Regions from separate parts of the Homo sapiens genome. Here region 1 is linked to region 2. Evidence: chromatin loops called from intact Hi-C (ENCODE). Cell type or tissue: MCF 10A. All regions are shown on one strand. Each heading gives the region's core, and the rest is flanking DNA. Links, peaks and the distances in the headings are about the cores only. Region 1 has its middle 280 kb from the start of LINC02024. Region 2 holds the start of LOC101926953 (a long non-coding RNA gene).

Region 1 (8,348 bases), core at 327-8,326, 310 kb after region 2:
ATAAAATTACCCCCTATATTGAAGAAGAATATGAAGGAGCATGAGGAGGAGGAGAGGAGAAGGGAGAGAAGAGGGAAAGAGAGAAGGAAGAGGAAAAGAGGATGAAGAAGGAGAAGAAGGAGAAGGAGAAGAGGAAGAAGGAGAAGGGAAAGGAGAAAAAGGGGAGGGGGAAGAAAATATAAAGAAAAAGAAGAGGAAAACAAGCTGAGAGAGAAAGAGAGAGAGAGAGAGAGGATTGGAAGTTAATATTTACTGGTGCTTCCCTGAACCTTGCATATTATACGAAATTTCCAAGGATTCTTTGTCTAGGCTCTTCTAGGATTCTTAGCCTATGGCCATCCCAAGCTCCATCCAGCATCAGCATCCTCACTGTTACTCTCTTTTCATTACATAGAAGTCCCAGGGCAATTTCTGTCTCCCAACATTCAAGGACATCAGACAGAAAAGAACATATAAAAAGGAAAATTAGAGCAACCTAGCAAATGCTGATACAGGAATTGGTGTGCTGGGGGAGGGGAGGGTTGCAGCGAGACAGATCTTTGTCCTGGGCCTCACAGCACTCACCCCACTCCTTAGTAGAACCTCCCTCAGTCCACGAGGAATCAGTCTCCCCCCGCCCACATGGCAGTGGCAATGTTCTGCTCTAATTTTGATACCTTAAACAAGACTGCAAGGGAAAAAGGGAAGGAAGCTAAAACTGTTTTGAGCACCTACTACATAACAGATGTTTCCTAACACATTACCATTTAATTCTCACTGCCCTGTGCCATAAGCGTTATTATCTTCTTATCACATTTGTAGAAAATAAGCCTCAGAGAATTTCTGTTACTTTTTCAAGTTTTCATATAAGCAAGGCACAGAGGCTAGACCCAGGACATTATGTCTCTAAAGTGCCTGCTCTTTATAAGATGTCAAATCTGTGACCTGGTTATGCTTCAACTGTAGGGTTTTATTCATTCTAATTAGAGCTGCTAGAAGTTAGACTTTGCTTCTGTTTTTTTTTCCTCTGCAGAAGCACATAAAGACTTATGCTTCTATAAGGCCAGCAGGGGAAAAAAAAATTTCACTGTTGTGGATTTTCTTTCCAGACTAAATCCTAAAGAATTTTACTTTCAATATTTTAAAAAAAATAAGTAATATATACATGTTAAAGAAATATTAGGAAATGCATTTGAATAAAAAGAGAACTCCCCTTCCCAAAAATAATGGCTCTGATTCCACGAGCCATAGACAGCTAGTGTGAAAATTATGGTGTGTATTTTTTCATGTTTAGTACATATTCATAAACTAAATTGCCATATACAGAATTTTGCAAATGGGTTTTTTCATTTAATATTATGTAATTAACATAACAATTGTATGTGAATAGATATACATCTACAGCACTGTCTTTTAATAGCTCCAGAGTATGCTGTTGTAAAGATGTCTGTAAAATGTATTTAATCATCCCAGACTTTACAGGGACCTGAAAAAAATGTATTTAACCAGGCATGCACCTGTAATGCCAGCTACTGGGGAGACTCAGGTGGGAGGATCACTTGAGCTCAAGAGTTCAAGGCTGCAGTGAGCTATGATCATGCTATTGCACTTCAGTGAGACTCCATCTCTTAGAACAAAACAAAACTTATTTACTCAAATTCTATTGTTTGACATTTAGGTTCACTTTCTGCCCCCACTACATTATAAACAACAGTACAAAGAACATTCTCACAACTAATTCTTTGTGAACATTCTTAATTGCTTCTTTATTATAATTTTTTAGAAATAGAAATTACTTCACCCAAATGTTACACCTATTTTTGAAACTTTTGATAAGTATTACCACATCTGCCTCAGGAAACTTGTACCAATTTACAGTTCTGGCAAAACCTTTATCAACATAAGGAAAATCATTTGCTTTTATCATTAAGATTTAATGAGAAAAATAGTCAACTTATTCCAATTTGTATATTTTACTTTTAATTTGCTTTAGCAGTACATATTTTTCTTATAAAGTCTGTTCATATGACTGCTTTTCCCAATTTGTTATTTATATTTTACTATTATGAAAGCTTACATATTTATGTTTTAAATGTTTTATTCTTTTCCATTTTTCCTAATCTTGTTTTCTAATCTTATTTTTCGACCTTGGTGTCATTCTGAGGAAAGTCTTTCTCATCTCAGAATTATGCAAATGTATAACTGTGTATTCTAACTAATGATCCCTGAAAAGACATCCTGGCCCAGCCAGGTTGTAGACCTGAGGATCCAAATTTTTGTCTCTATTTCTTCTCCTATGCTCCTCAGGACTATTTTGGAAAGGCTGATGAGCTGGAAGGACATTGGTGATGCCATCTAATCATTTATGAATACACAGAGCACGGAGTAGGATACAAACTTGTATCCCTCTGTGGACATTTAGCTTAACAGCTTCATGGGAACAGTGGAAAAGAGAAGGAACTATTGTTTTTACCTAAGGTAACTGCACAAAGAATGAACTCCCTTTCAGCTCCTAGAGCTTCAATCCCTGGGCTTTGTTTCTCATAGACCCTGGAGAGCAGCTTGTATATACCACAGAAGAATGCCTCCCAAAGCCCTGCTGAGGCTTGCCTTCAGTGGTATCCTTCCAGTCCCACAGCAGGACCTTTGCAATTACAAACAGCCTTGAGAATTTCCTCTGAGGGTGGCTGCTCCACCATAACCCAGAGGAGGGCTTGAACTCTTTGTAGATGTATGTCAGACTAATTCAGTGAAAGGGCAAGTTTGCGTTCATCCTTGATTCCAGATGACAATGAATCACTCTCATGGGTGCACTATGTTGAAAGAAAATTTCCTTAAAAATATCCCAGTGTTCCATTTTCACATTTTTGAGACCCATTCAAACTGTATATTTTTCTTCCACAGGAACTTTTTGTTGCTTTGGATTACTGCATTCATCAGCAAATATTGAACTCCTTAATGTTGACATGGTGTTCTTCCTTTAGAAGAAAACCCTGGTCACCTATTTAAGGAGAGTTTCCTAATTAGGCTAGCTTACCATGTTTGAACTGTCAGTATCTCATGATACCAGAGAGTATGCACTACATTGGGCAACTCTTTTGTATTTTCCAGGGATTTATAGAATACGTTAAATATCTGGGTTATTTTTCAAGATAATGGGGTGATTTCCAAGTCACCAAAACTGCAAGAAGAAGATAAATTTTGTAATCAAATAGAGATTAATCTCAACAAATTTCCAGGATAAACTTCAATTTCCCCATTTGTAAAATGGATCTATCATATGGTCATTATGAGGATTAAATGATGTAAGCATCTGGGATCACAGAGCCTCAAATGTACTAGAAGGTGTACAATGAATCTAATTGTTCATTTTTGTTCATTCCTAGCAGTTGTCCTTTCTATGAACAAAGTGTCCATGGAAAGTGGGAGACCACATTTTTCCCCAAGGCAGCTCCAGTGCACCCTTTACCCACATCCCCAGGATTTAACCCTTTCTTTACCACCCAAACCTCCTAAGCTCCCAATGCCCCCGAAGAAAGAAGAAGAAGAGGAAGAGGAAGAGGAAGAGGAAGAAGAGGAAGAGGAGGAAGAAGAAGAAGAAGAAGAAGAAGAAGAAGAAGAAGAAGAAGAAGAAGAAGAAGAAGAAGAAGAAGAAAGAAGGAAGAAGGAAGAAGGAAGAAGGGTCCAACTTCTTCCAGCCCTCCAGCCATTTTTCTTGCCAATTCAACACAAAAACAGAGCATGACAAAGGGTGGGGTGGCAAAGAGAGAGAGCAAGTTGCAATATCTCAAAAATATGCAACATACATTTTTCCCCAATGAGTAGATTGAGACTATTCCTGCTATTTAAATGCAAATGGGGTCAACACTTCCTTTCTCATAGTCTTTTTCTTCTTAAACTCTTATTCTTGAATTTGACCTTGGAACCTCTGAAACCCATTTCAAGAATTCAAAGTTTTATAAAGTGTGATTTCCTTGAAAGCAAGGGAATTGTCTTGTTATCTTATATTCCTAGTTACCAGCACAAGGCCAAGCATATGGGTCCTGAGTGTGGAATATAAATGTGAGTTGTTCCACTTATTTAAACAGAATGAACTCTTTATATGTGAACTAGAACATAACAGCGTGGTAGTTTTCATAGAAACAACAACAAACATTTAAAAGCAGCTTTTTCATCTTCATAGGGCCCATGTGTATTAAGTCCTAACATTTTTTTCTGTAAAGTAAACATGGTATGTGAGTACAAGGAATGAGTTTTAGAGTCATACCAAATAATAAGCCGTAGACAGGAGCATATGTGAACCAATGAAGAAGGAGCCCAATGTGTAGGCAAACCCTAGGCTCCAGAACCCTAAATTTTTTCTCTGGACCTTAACACCTGTCACTACTGTATAAACAGAGTCTGATAGCCTAACTAAAGATAAGTATATAATTTATTATAACTGAATAACTCTCAATCATTGGTGCAAGGGATATAATAGAGTTAAAAATTAAAAAGAAGTATAAGACATAACTCCTAACCTCTTTACTTTAAAAAGGCATAAATGAGAGATTTTTGTGCTTAATTTATAAAAGCCATCTGGCCCTTTAGTTAAAGATCATGCTTCTGACCTGGTGGAACAGCTGATGATTCCCTCCTTATTCATCTTTCAGCGGCCTATGTTTAGCAATTGGCAGAAAGCCTTACGTAGAATCAGGTGAAAGCTACACAAAGAAACCTGGTCTAGTTCATTAACAAGACAGCCCCATTGAGAAAGGTAGATCCTCAGACATTTAGGTTATAGGATTAAATTGCATCTTTCCTTCCTCTTTATTCCAGAAACTTTATGACTATTGGGAGCCATGAAAGAGCATTTTCTGATGTTTATTACGTAGTCATAACCATATGTTTCTCATTAGGAAATCAGCATTTTATTTCCATTCATTGTATACCATTTGTTCTGTGATTTATCAGCCCTTTCCTTCCCTCGTCTTAGTCCTTGTATCTGTGGTCTGTGGATGAAAGTGGGCTTAAGGAGAGGAGGATAAAGGAAGGAGGATTTGTATGGGTACAACCCTGCTAGTCGGCTTGGTCTCACTGGGAATGTCTGTCAATAACTTTGTCTTGAAAGAACGAATGTGTCTCAATATCTTCACCTTAAAAATGAAAATTATCCTAGAAAATCTTGAACAAAGTGTTTGATTTTACCTCTAAATGAAAGCCAGGGAGAGCTCAGGGCCAGATTTTGCAAAAGTTGTTTGACCAGGCAGAAAGATAAAGGGAACAATGGCTTTCTTGAGCTAGGGTTCTCATCAACACATTTAACCAGTGTGTGCCCAGCACTGCCATCTATACCTCAAGTTTGGTACTGTAAAGTCTAGGCAGGTAAATATAATCATTATATCCTTATTGTGTATGCAAATCACTGTGCAAAGAATCAGTTATTATGTAGTGATTCAATATATAGAATTCAATCATAGACATGTTTATTATGTGTACATTATATATAAGATACTGTTCTTGGTTTTCAGATTGAATAATTGAAAAAGGTATAATCTCTGCTCTGAAGAATCTAAAAATGAAAGGGTCAGATGGACATTCATAGAGATATCTATAAGAAGCCAAGTATGTTAATTGAGAATAAAAATATACATGAAATGAAATAGTTATATAAAAGGGAATGGACAAATTCAGATCTCACCAATGCCTTTGTCAAGCTTACATTCCAAAGGGGGAGAAAGACAGACACATAAAAATACAGATAACATAAATATTATGACATTTTTAAAAAAACTTAAATTGACCTTGATAAGCCCAAACGTTTGTATGGATGAGTGCAATATGCGTGTTGGTGTGTTTGTGTGCGTGCATGTGTGTGTTAGGTTAAGAATATCTCAACATTAATCTGCATGGGCGGAAAAGTAAAGGCAAAATACGAAAAGCTGATACTTATACCCAAGGTAGCTGAATGTAAAGATAAGACTATTGTGTTCCCCTTGAAACAGGAAGAAGAAACTGTTTCTCATTTTATTTTCCTTCTCCAACTAAGAGATTATCATGACATATGAATAGCTGTAAGCCAATGTGATTTTAGGATACCAAACCTGGTTGTCTACTCTGTTCCTTCACAAGTACTGCATGACTGTCTAACAGTTTCTAGAGGAAAGGGGTGTCTTCTGGGAACACTATTCTCCCCAGTATTTACTAGATCATAGGGTTAGCATAGTGCTAATAAGAGAAAATATTTTGAGTACCTTAAAATTTTGTATAGATAACAGGAAACATCATCATAAAAATAATTATTAACAAACTTCTCATGGTAACTGTTGAACAGATATATAATCATCCAAGTTTAATAGATAAGAAAACTGAGAATAATGTGAGTTTGCATGTGTTGCCTTGGGTTACATAAAAGGTTAATATATAGGCCAGGAGCAGTGGCTCACGCCTGTAATCCCAGCACTTTGGGAGGCTGAAGTGGGCAGATCACCTGAGGTCAGGAGTTCGAGATCAGCTTGGCCAACATGGTGAAACCCCGTCCCTCCTAAAAATACAAAAATTAGCCAGACATGGTGGTAGGTGCCTGTAATCCCAGTTACTTGGGAGGCTGAGGCAGGAGAATCATTTGAACACAGGAGGTGGAGGTGCAGTGAGCCAAGATCGTGCCACTGCACTCCAGCCTAGGCAACAAGAATGAGACTCTCTCTCAAAAAACAAAACAAAAAGTTTCTTTCCCCTGATCCTGTGCCATATCCCCATCATTCTTGAATTAACTCCAAAATTCCTTCCTCTTACCTGAATACTTACTATTCTTTTCACTGATTCTCCCTATGTAATCCTGTTGACAATATTTGACCCTTTTCTTGTCTATGGCAGTAGACATTATTATCAGTAAAAGTTCTAGGGAAAGTTAATGGTTGTGTACTAAAATACATTTATTTTTCATAAATGAACTAAAAGTAATTACACTGAAACATTCTCTAACAGTATTAAGTTTACTAGTAAAGTGTGTTCAGTAAAACTGCCAGAGCCTTAGCACTCCGTGAATTTGAGAAACAAACAAGCAATACTGCTTGAGTGCCATTAACAATATTTGTGTTAGGAATAAGATCTTGGTCACTTTTGGACAAGGAGAATTTATCAGTATTCAGGCAGCATTTTACCTCATTGCTGGGAACCTTCTGAGATGGGACCTTGAGATGTGAATACCTGAAACTCTTGCTCTTCTTACACTAAGAAATGAAGCCCTGGGCCACAGGATCTCATTGTCCTTCAGATGCAGATGTATTTTAATTCATCATATCTCCATAACCTGACGTTGGCTCCAGCTCTGAAATGCAAATCTCATTCCCCATGCCCCTGCTGCCTCCTCAGAGGTGACTTAAAAGAATACATAGACAATACCTCTGACAATCCTTCCTTTCAGGAGATCTGAAAGGTGAAGGACTTTGTAATATATGCTTTCAATTCTGTTGCCATAGTCCACTCTGACTTTCACAAAACACATATAGGTCAGAGTACATTAAATTTGATTAAAACTGTGGATTTTGTTTATACTAGGAGAGCATTTTGAGCTCACTTAATGGATGCCTTCACAATCCTGATACCAATCAGTGAAAAGTGCAGAGTGTGCTGCAAAAATCAATATACCATTCGCTTTGGACATTTCAAAAGAAAGACAGAGTTTCTGAAGTTAGAAATATGTTTGTCCCCAAATAATTCATTTTAGCTCTACTTCCAGAGCTCTCTTCCTTTTTTTTGTGGTGTACCTGTGTGCCTGTGTGTGTGAGACTGTGTTGATTAATGCAGACATTAGCAAAATGAAATCCCCAGATAGGGCACCCAGTTTAGATCAGAGCAGGTGCTAAAAATGTCAAGTGAATGAGCACACACTATTTATCTTCTCCTATGACACTGGTCATGCCATTTAGCAGCAAAGGAAAACACTAGTTGCCAGCATTATTTTCAACAGTTATTGCATTATTTCTTGCCAGGAAAGTATGCGTTTTCAGTAACTGCCTCTTCGAGTCCATATGCATAAAAATATTTCAGTTGTAAATGGCCTGATCACTGAAGTGTGGAAGGAGATCTGATTCAGTATTGAGTACATAAATAAACAAAACTTTTAGGTAAGAAACAGTAAGCTCAAAACAATTAAGTAATATAAGAAATAACCCTTTCAGTGCAGGATAACTACATTTTTATATTTGGTAGCTCACTGCCATCCTGTTTATAAGCTTAAGTTTTAGTTAGTTTGTTAACTTATACTATTGAAAAACTATGAAACACGATCACTTCTCCCTTTGAAAAGATTTTATCTTTCAGTTTATTGCAACATCTCCTCTTAAAAATTAAGTTTTAAATTTTTTTTTGGCAAATGCAGGCCAGAA
Region 2 (8,348 bases), core at 156-8,155:
TTCACATACTTTTCAGTGTCTTATCATTACTGCTGTCACTAATGCTGCCATCATTCTATACAAAAATTATTTCCTCTGGGGCCTTTCTGCTTTTGACAGTGGTGATGGCTCTATAGATTAATTATGGAGCTTTGCTTCCACACGGCACCACATGTTTAACATTCATATTTCTTCCTGAAGGAAAAGAAATATTTTTGACTAAAGTTTTTAAACTATAGTATTTAACTGCTGGTTTGCGCGATTCATCAAGTGTTTTCATAATCTGGTTACTCTCTTGGACTTGTAGAATTTCAAATTAGGAAGGCTAGAATTGTAAATTACTTTTGCATATACAGGCTGGGCCATATGTGTAAAGGAAAGTAGAAAAAAATTAAAGAAATGTCTTAGATTGCTGAAGGGAAATAAAGCATCCACAATTCAGAATTGCTTCAAATTATGTGGCTATTTGAGTTTTAAGTTTTATTCTGAATGATTTATTTTCTCAAATGCATATTAGACCACCAAGAGTCTTAGACTTGTGAGGATCTCAGGTCATCTGAACCTAAACTTCAGTGCTATGCAGTTTTATGTGTCATCCTTCTCTAGTAATGAGCTAGCCTATGTCTGAACACTTCCCTCAAATCCAAGATAGTCTTCATTCTGTCTTTGGATGAATTTATTAGAAAACACTTTCCTCTTTAGACCTCTATTCTCGCTTCTGGTATTTGCCAGCCTTGATCTTTTCTCTCCTCTGTGAGACTCTCAGTTGTAGCTTTGGAATTCTATTCTTGGCTGGGCACGATTGCTCACGCCTGGAATCCCAGCACTTTGGGAGACTAAGGTGGGTGGATCACATGAGGTCAGGAATCCGAGACCAGCCTGACCAACATGGTAAAACCCTATATCTACTAAAAATACAAAATTAGCCAGGCGTGGTGGTGCATGCCTGTAATCCCAGCTACTTGGGAGGCTGAGGCAGGAGAATCAATTGAAGTTGGGAGATGGAGACTGCAGTGAGCCGAGATCATGAAATTGCACTCCAGCCTGGGCAACAAGAGCAAGACTTTGTCTCAAAAACAAAATAAATAAATAAATAAAATAAAATAGAATGCTATTCTTAAACACTAAATATATTTCTCTCTGCCTTTCACATTCATCAAATGATTGAACTAATGTTATTAATTCTCAATATATCGCCTACGTAACTACTAGGAGTTTACTTGAGAACTTGACTAGATAACCCAACATACCTACTTCTGCAAAAAGACACAATCTTAGCAGTTCATGGAGGGGAGAGGGCAGACATGCTGTTTCACTTCCCCTAGCAACGTTCTGATTCAATTTTGATTGAGCAAAGTTATGCCAGGACAAATAGCTGCAGATGTTCCTTTTTTCAGAAAAGTATCACAGGACTGTACTTCTTTTAAAATAGTTTTTTTTTTTTTCTTAAAGTGATTACCTGTTGTTCTCTCAGGAATGGTCTTTCCTAAAGAAGCTCTGGCTTGCACATTGATTTCAAATTACAAAAATAAAAACTGAGAAGAAGAGAGAGAGAAAAGTGAAGAAAAGAGTAGAAGGAAAGAAGAGAGGGAGACAGGAGGAAATGGGAAAAGAAAAAAGAAGAATTAATTGAGATTTATCTTGGATGTAGAACTAACCTAAATTCATAACTCAGAGAGTAAAAAGATTTAAGCAAAAATAGTTTTGATTCATAATAGGAAGCTGAGCACTTTATACGTGGCCAATGTTGTTCTAAGGGCTTTAAATATATTAATCTTCCTAGTCTTTCCTAAACCCATTGAAGTAAGTTTGATCATCCCCATCTCTGCAATTGAGGCAACTGAGATGCAGAGAGGTCAAGTAATTTGCTTAAAATAACTCAGCTAAGAAATGATGGGGCTGGGAATTGAGCCCAGGAAATACTCTTTCAGAGTTTACACTTTTAATAACACCTCCACCAACAACAATAGCGAACATTTACTGGTCATTACTAACTATCAGCTGCTCTTCTAAATATTTAATCTCACAAAAAACTCTGGAGCAAGTCAATATTATTATTCCCTATACGTAAAGAAACAGAGGCATCAATATGTTAAATCACTTACCCACATTCACACATCTAGTTAGTGGTGGTACTGGGATTCATATCCAGCCCTGCCACTATGCTAGAGAGATAAATTGTCACCAGGACCTTCAAGATAATGGTGGTCTTGTGGATAAAAAGGGTAAGCACCTAAGCACTCAGCATATACTGCACTCCAAAATGGTGTGTGAATATTTAGCCACATATCCGTGAGTAAAAATTATCATAATGCAATCTGATTACAGAAGCACAGACAGGACACTGAGTAGTTTATCTGATGAGGGACGATAATTTTTGTCTCAGAAAGTCTAGATTGAAGATATATAGAGCAGACAATTGAAAAAGTGAAGGAAGGAAGCAAAGGTTTAAAGAGCTTTCATTTTCTAGTCAAGTTGTCTTAAGAAGGAGATAGTTCTGGAATTTGGGGAAAGCAGAATGGCTAATTGAGGTTGAACATGAATCTCTATAGAGCCAGGAACCCTGATAAGTCCTGTACTAAGACATTTTTAGGGTGCTCACCTGATTCTCCTTGCACCTTTCTCTACTCTTTTATGTTTAGGCTTTATTCTTATCCCAGTTAGATTTTGAGAAATTGAGTCAGAGAATCAACAATAATGCAGACATTTTAAATAACAGGTCTTTCTTTCTACCCATCTCCCTCATCCTCAGTCTCAGTTTTCCTGACTGACATTAATCCATGGTTACTAAAAAGCTTGCAGTCTCCCAACTCCCCCACAAGAGAGGGGGCTTTACTATATATAAGTCTTTACTTGGTCAGTTTTGCATTGGACCTGAATCCATAATGTAACTTCTGCATCAGTGCCCCCGCTGCTGTCTTTTATGCCTCTCCTTCCCTGTATGCTTGAGTGCAAAAAGTAATTTCTACTTCCTCCTTCCCTTGTGAAGCTCACATCAAACCTCTCCCTCTTTGAATCTACTCTTGCTTTAATTAGCTATACCAGAATTTTCCACACCTCTCTGGGGATGGATATCACATTAAATAAAATTGATGTTCTCCCCATGAGTTGCCAGTTTCTTATTTTTCCAAATAAATTTAATAAAATATCCCATTTACTATCACTAAATTTCTTGAATGAAAGGGCAGTTTTATTTTCAAAATATAGGAACAACACCATCTCAACATAAAGGAAGTTCCCTTACATCAGAAAGCAATTGCCATCACAAAAATATTTCAAGGTTGTTTTCCTTTATCATCACACGGCAGCATTTGGGAAACGTTTAGCTAATTACCTGTAGGTATGCTCAAATAGGCATAGCTTTCTGTGATCAATTATAAACTACCTCTTAGCAAAAGTCATTTCTTAAGGATTTGTGCTGGTACATGACTTACCCATATCATTGTTTCCACAGCTCAAAGCAATGAAGTCATAGTCTCACAGATCATTCGTGTTTGGGAACCATTGAAATCATTAAGTCTTGGTCATTTTTTCACTTGAATTTAGGGCCATATAATATCTTTTGTGGATTAACCAGAGCTAGTTATTTCTGAGTCTCATTTTTATTTATCCTTACTCTATGTCAGGCCCTATGTTAGACCTGGGGTTTACAAAGAGGACTAAAGTGGCATCTTTGTTCTTGGGTATTCGCTAACTCAACTTCACACCTAACTGCCTGCCTGCCCTCTGGACATCATTACTCCACTACATCTCATTGACTCTCACAGCCGAGCTGAGACTTACTAGTGAGGTGAGTCCCAGGGAACCCTTGAATCAAAGGAAAGAATAATGAAAAATTACTGAGCACCTACTATACTTAGGCATTTCACATAGCATATCAGTGTATGTTTTTTGTATTATCAAAAAAACCTTTTGAGTAGGTACAGTCTTCAATAATTTACCGATGAGACAGCTATCTAAGAGAGGTTCAGAAACTTGTCACAGGTTTATTAAGGGTAGCCTAAGGACTGTTCTCAAGTTTTGTTTGTCTGATTTCAAAGACCCTGAGTTTTTTTTACACATCTAGCTGCCTTTAAGAGAGGAGAACACAAAGACCCAATTTGTATACCTAGTGGAAGCTGAGCCACGCTTGATTTCTATTATATCCAACCTTTATGTTTACATGATTACCTTCTGCTCTTACCTTTGGTATTGTTCGCTTGCTGCTATTTACCTAAAACATCTGCAAAGCTATTTTAAATCAGGATATAGGTTTCAGTTCATATTTTACATCTTCAGTGAAGCACTCCCTGACCACTCCCCTATATAGTTACCTTCTCATCACTATTCCCTCTTCATGTTATATTTTTTACCACTTACTGCAATCTGTAAGTATCTTATACAATTGCTTATATTCCTAACATAAAGAGTAGTATCTAGCACAAAACATGCCCTTGATAAAATTATTGAGGTACATGTATTTTTCAGATAAAATTAGCATTGTTATTTTTTATTAGAATACCGCATCTTTGAAAATTCTAAGTATTCTTTTTCTCACAATAGATACGTTTCTGAAGAGTTCTATAGTTTTCATGCTTTTAAAAAATAAACCAAAATATGAATTTGAAATTATGTAACACATGTAGCAATTTTAAGAGACCTATAAACCTTAAGCAAAAAAAACCCCTATGTAAATAGCCTTCTTTCAATAATTTACATTTATATGTTTATCTTATAGGAATGTATCTTCCACATCTCAAAAATGACACATATTTATGATGTCTCAGTTAATGAGGAGAATTAGGTATTCAGTTTCTAGTAAGTAATGAACATCTGGATGCAGTTCTCCTCTGCTGTCAGCAGGGGTCTCAAAAAGCCTTTTACCCATCAAAATGTCTATTAAAAATTAGTGAGTTGTTTTGTTGTTAACAAAATGGAACACACATACTCTAAAATTTGTTAAATGCATTTTGTTAAATCTCTGTATCTTGTTTCTAAATGACACATGTTTGGTTTTGCTTATGTGTATTGATAACTGTTATTTAATATTTACCTAGCACTAAGTTGATAAGTATATCTTAACAAGCATCAGAACACACAGTGTGAAAATAGGACTGATTTGTGTTTCTTGAGGTTCTTAACATATTTCCTGTGTTTAAACAAGTCCAAGGAATTGCATGAAACTAATAGAATTGGTATAACAACAGCCTGCAACTCTTCAGTCTAACTCTTTCTAAATTATTCAGTGACTTGTTTGGGAAGAAGCCGATCGCACTTGCCTTGTAGAAAATGTTTTCTTCTCCTTTTAGCTCAGTCCCAACAGGGCCTGCCAGGCACAAAAACTGCCTCCTGGATGCCCATAAGCATTGCAGTCCTGATTTTAGGGAGGGTAGCAGAGGTCCCAGCAGCATTTTTACCTGCCTTCTCTCACATTTCAATAGTGTTGGCATTTCCGCTCTTCTCTCCATTCCCCAGCAAAAGGTGAGAAAAGTCTCCGTAGCAGACCACCTCTTCCAGAGTTGTTTTCTTCCCATGCACTCACCGATGTTTGCTTGTTATTCACACTGCCCTCAAGCCCTTTCTTCAAGTCGCCCTATGTTTTCACTCCCATTATCAATAGGAATTCAAGCTTGCAAATAATCAGCAGAAAAGTTAGCATTTCCAAAGCCCATTTTTACATTCACTTTCATAAGATTTCTGATAAGGAATCCTCCCAAATTAAGTGCTGATTGTTGTTGGTATCCCCTCCACCATTTTACTATATCTATCTAAAAAATGGATGAAAGGATGGACAGACGAATGGATGGATGGATAGATTAAAAATAGATACATATGAGTAAATATACTCATACTACCTGTACATATAGATATATGTATTTAGTAAATATATACTATATATGAACACACTATACATGTAAGGTGAATATATGTATATATATTTAATAACTCTAGTTTTATCTCTTTATCAATTTGTCCATCTATGTAGTAAATCCTAGGGACGCCAAGAATTGGCATTTCTCCCTCTGTGCTGACCATTGAACTGGGTAACGATGGTCAAAATCCTGCCTCCAAAACCTCATAATTTATCAAACATTACAAAGTTCAGCACACAAAAATCTCATGAGCACTTTCAAAATGATATGTAGCTAAATTCAGACACTGTGTAAAGTGCATATGTGCTGAAAGGAATAAAATAATAACACCATAATGCTAAGGTGATGTTCGATTTATAATAGAAGATATCCCCATGAAAATGTGTTGTGAGTCCAATGGGAAAGGAATGGTGTATTAGTCTGTTCTCATGCTTCTAATTAAGACATACACAAGACTGGGTAATTTATAAAAGAAAGAGGTTTAATTGACTTACAGTTCCATGGCTGAGGAGGCCTCACAATCATGGCAGAAGACAAAGGAGAAGCAAAGGCATGTCTTACATGGCGGCAGGCAAGAGGGCTTTTGCAAGGGAATTCCCATTTATAAAACCATCAGATCTTATGAAACTTATTCGTTACCATGAGAACAGTATGGGGAACCGCCCCCGTGATTCAGCTGTCTCCCACCAGGTCCCTCCCACAACACATGGGAATTCTGGGAGCTACAATTCAAGTGAGATTTGGATGGGGACATGGCAAAACCATATCAAATGGGTCAATCAGTTTGTCATAGAAGAAGAACATCCATATACAGAGAGAAAAAGGATGCAGCAGGGATGCAGAAGTTGTGAAAGAAAGCTTAAGGAATGTGAGAAGTCTCACAGTGGCTTGAGTCTCTCAACCTGGCTTGAGTCTCCTAGACTTTCTCATCTTCGAGAGGATATGGGCTCTGTCTAGTGGATTCCACACTTGTGAAGAGCTACTAACTCAGGCAATGCTAATCGAAAAAGCATTGTCAAATTCATTCTTTCACTTATTCTTTCATTAAATCACTTTCTCCCTTGTTCATTAAACTGCAAGCACATATCAGCCTCTTTTTTTCCATTGGGGTTTGCAAATGCTCTTCCTTCTGTTTAAAATGTTTCTTTCCCCATATTTTATCACATGAGCCTTATTCTCCTTTCTCAGATCTTGTTAATAATTGTTTTAAATCCTCAAAATGGCTTTTCCTGACCAAATTTTATCACAATATCTTGATCATTTTTCACAGAATCTCAAAATTTTCAGTTATTTATGCATTTTATACAAATTCGTTGTCTGTCTTCCCCAGGGGAATGAAAATGTATGAAAGAAGGAATATTTGTTTTCTTTGCTACTGTGTGCTCAGGGCCCAGGATGGTGCCTGGAACATAGTAGGCATTCGATAAATATTGGTGTTAAGTGTGTGTGTGAGTGAAACCATGTGAGTAAGTATGAAGATTCAAACTAAAAAAAGTCTTTTTGCAGAATCAAAAATAAAAATTGAATCTCCCCATGTCCAGAAGAACAGTAATTCCAAGTGCTTATACATAAATTATGTTAGGCATTAAAATTATATATGGTCGGTAGATAAATATTTAAAATACAAACTGATGCATATACTTACAGGGACATCACTCCCTATTTCTCAAAGGTACAAGTAAATATATATGTATATGTTAAAGAATTATAAGCCTCCTGGGATATTGGAATCAATATTAGAAGATATTAGAATGTCCCTGTCTTATAAGATTAACATACTCATCTTTAAAATACTCATTCTAGTCTACAAGATCTGTCATCATTAACAGCAATATCAGCATCATGAATATTTATTAATTACTTACAAGGAGTTGTACACTGGTTTAGAAGTAATCCCTGCCTAAATGGAAATTTGCAGGCTATAACAAATGACATTTGTATGGGTGACAAGGTGAATTTCTATGAACCAGCAAATGTCCAACAACAATTAACATATCATTAGATTATGCCTGTGTTCACACTTCCAGTCTCAATAAATGGTTCACCTCATTATCTAATGGTTGTTATTGAATATTAGTGCTATCTCATACATCAGAGCAGTTGTCTACTGAAACAAGTAAACTTGCGAATTGAATATGTGCTTCCTGATTTATTCCCAAGAATAATTTCTATTTTCTACCATGTTATCCTAAAGAGAATCTAAGCTCCATCAGGGCAGAGGATTCACTTATCATTTTCACAGCTATATCTCCATCTCCTCCCACAACTGTGGCTTATAACAAGTTAGGGGCAATACATATGTGTTCAACAAATGATTAAGTTCAGAAATTTTAGTCAAATATTGAGTGCTATTGCATGTCAGACAGTAGGCTAGATACTTTATATTTATTATCTTATCTAATCTTCACTACAAGTCTACAACTTTGTGATGTTATTATTCCCATCTTACAAATAAGGAAACTGAGTTTTAGAAAGATCCTCTTGCCAAGAGTACACATGCAGTCAATAATGGAGAGA

The links. A loop is a pair of places that touch in the nucleus more often than their neighbours do. Peaks named below come from ENCODE experiments on the same cell type or tissue, not always from the same donor. Only the 100,000 strongest peaks of a DNase experiment are listed, where the experiment ranks them.
Region 1: it touches region 2 in a loop (6-fold over the local background); 4 of 110 quality-filtered maps call a loop at or near these places.

What each region holds. Positions count from the first base shown.
Region 1 is chr3:117,404,470-117,412,817 of GRCh38, reverse strand. No RefSeq gene overlaps it. Among named protein-coding and RNA genes, the nearest start is that of LINC02024, 280 kb to the left of the region's middle. In MCF 10A, for the core only: a CTCF peak has its summit at 5,291; no DNase peak of the experiment used is centred there.
Region 2 is chr3:117,715,992-117,724,339 of GRCh38, reverse strand. It overlaps LOC101926953 (a long non-coding RNA gene), which reads right to left and starts at 4,407. Exons shown (of 5, transcript NR_188507.1): 1 at 4,163-4,407. RefSeq lists a silencer at 1,179-1,348. In MCF 10A, for the core only: a CTCF peak has its summit at 4,818; no DNase peak of the experiment used is centred there.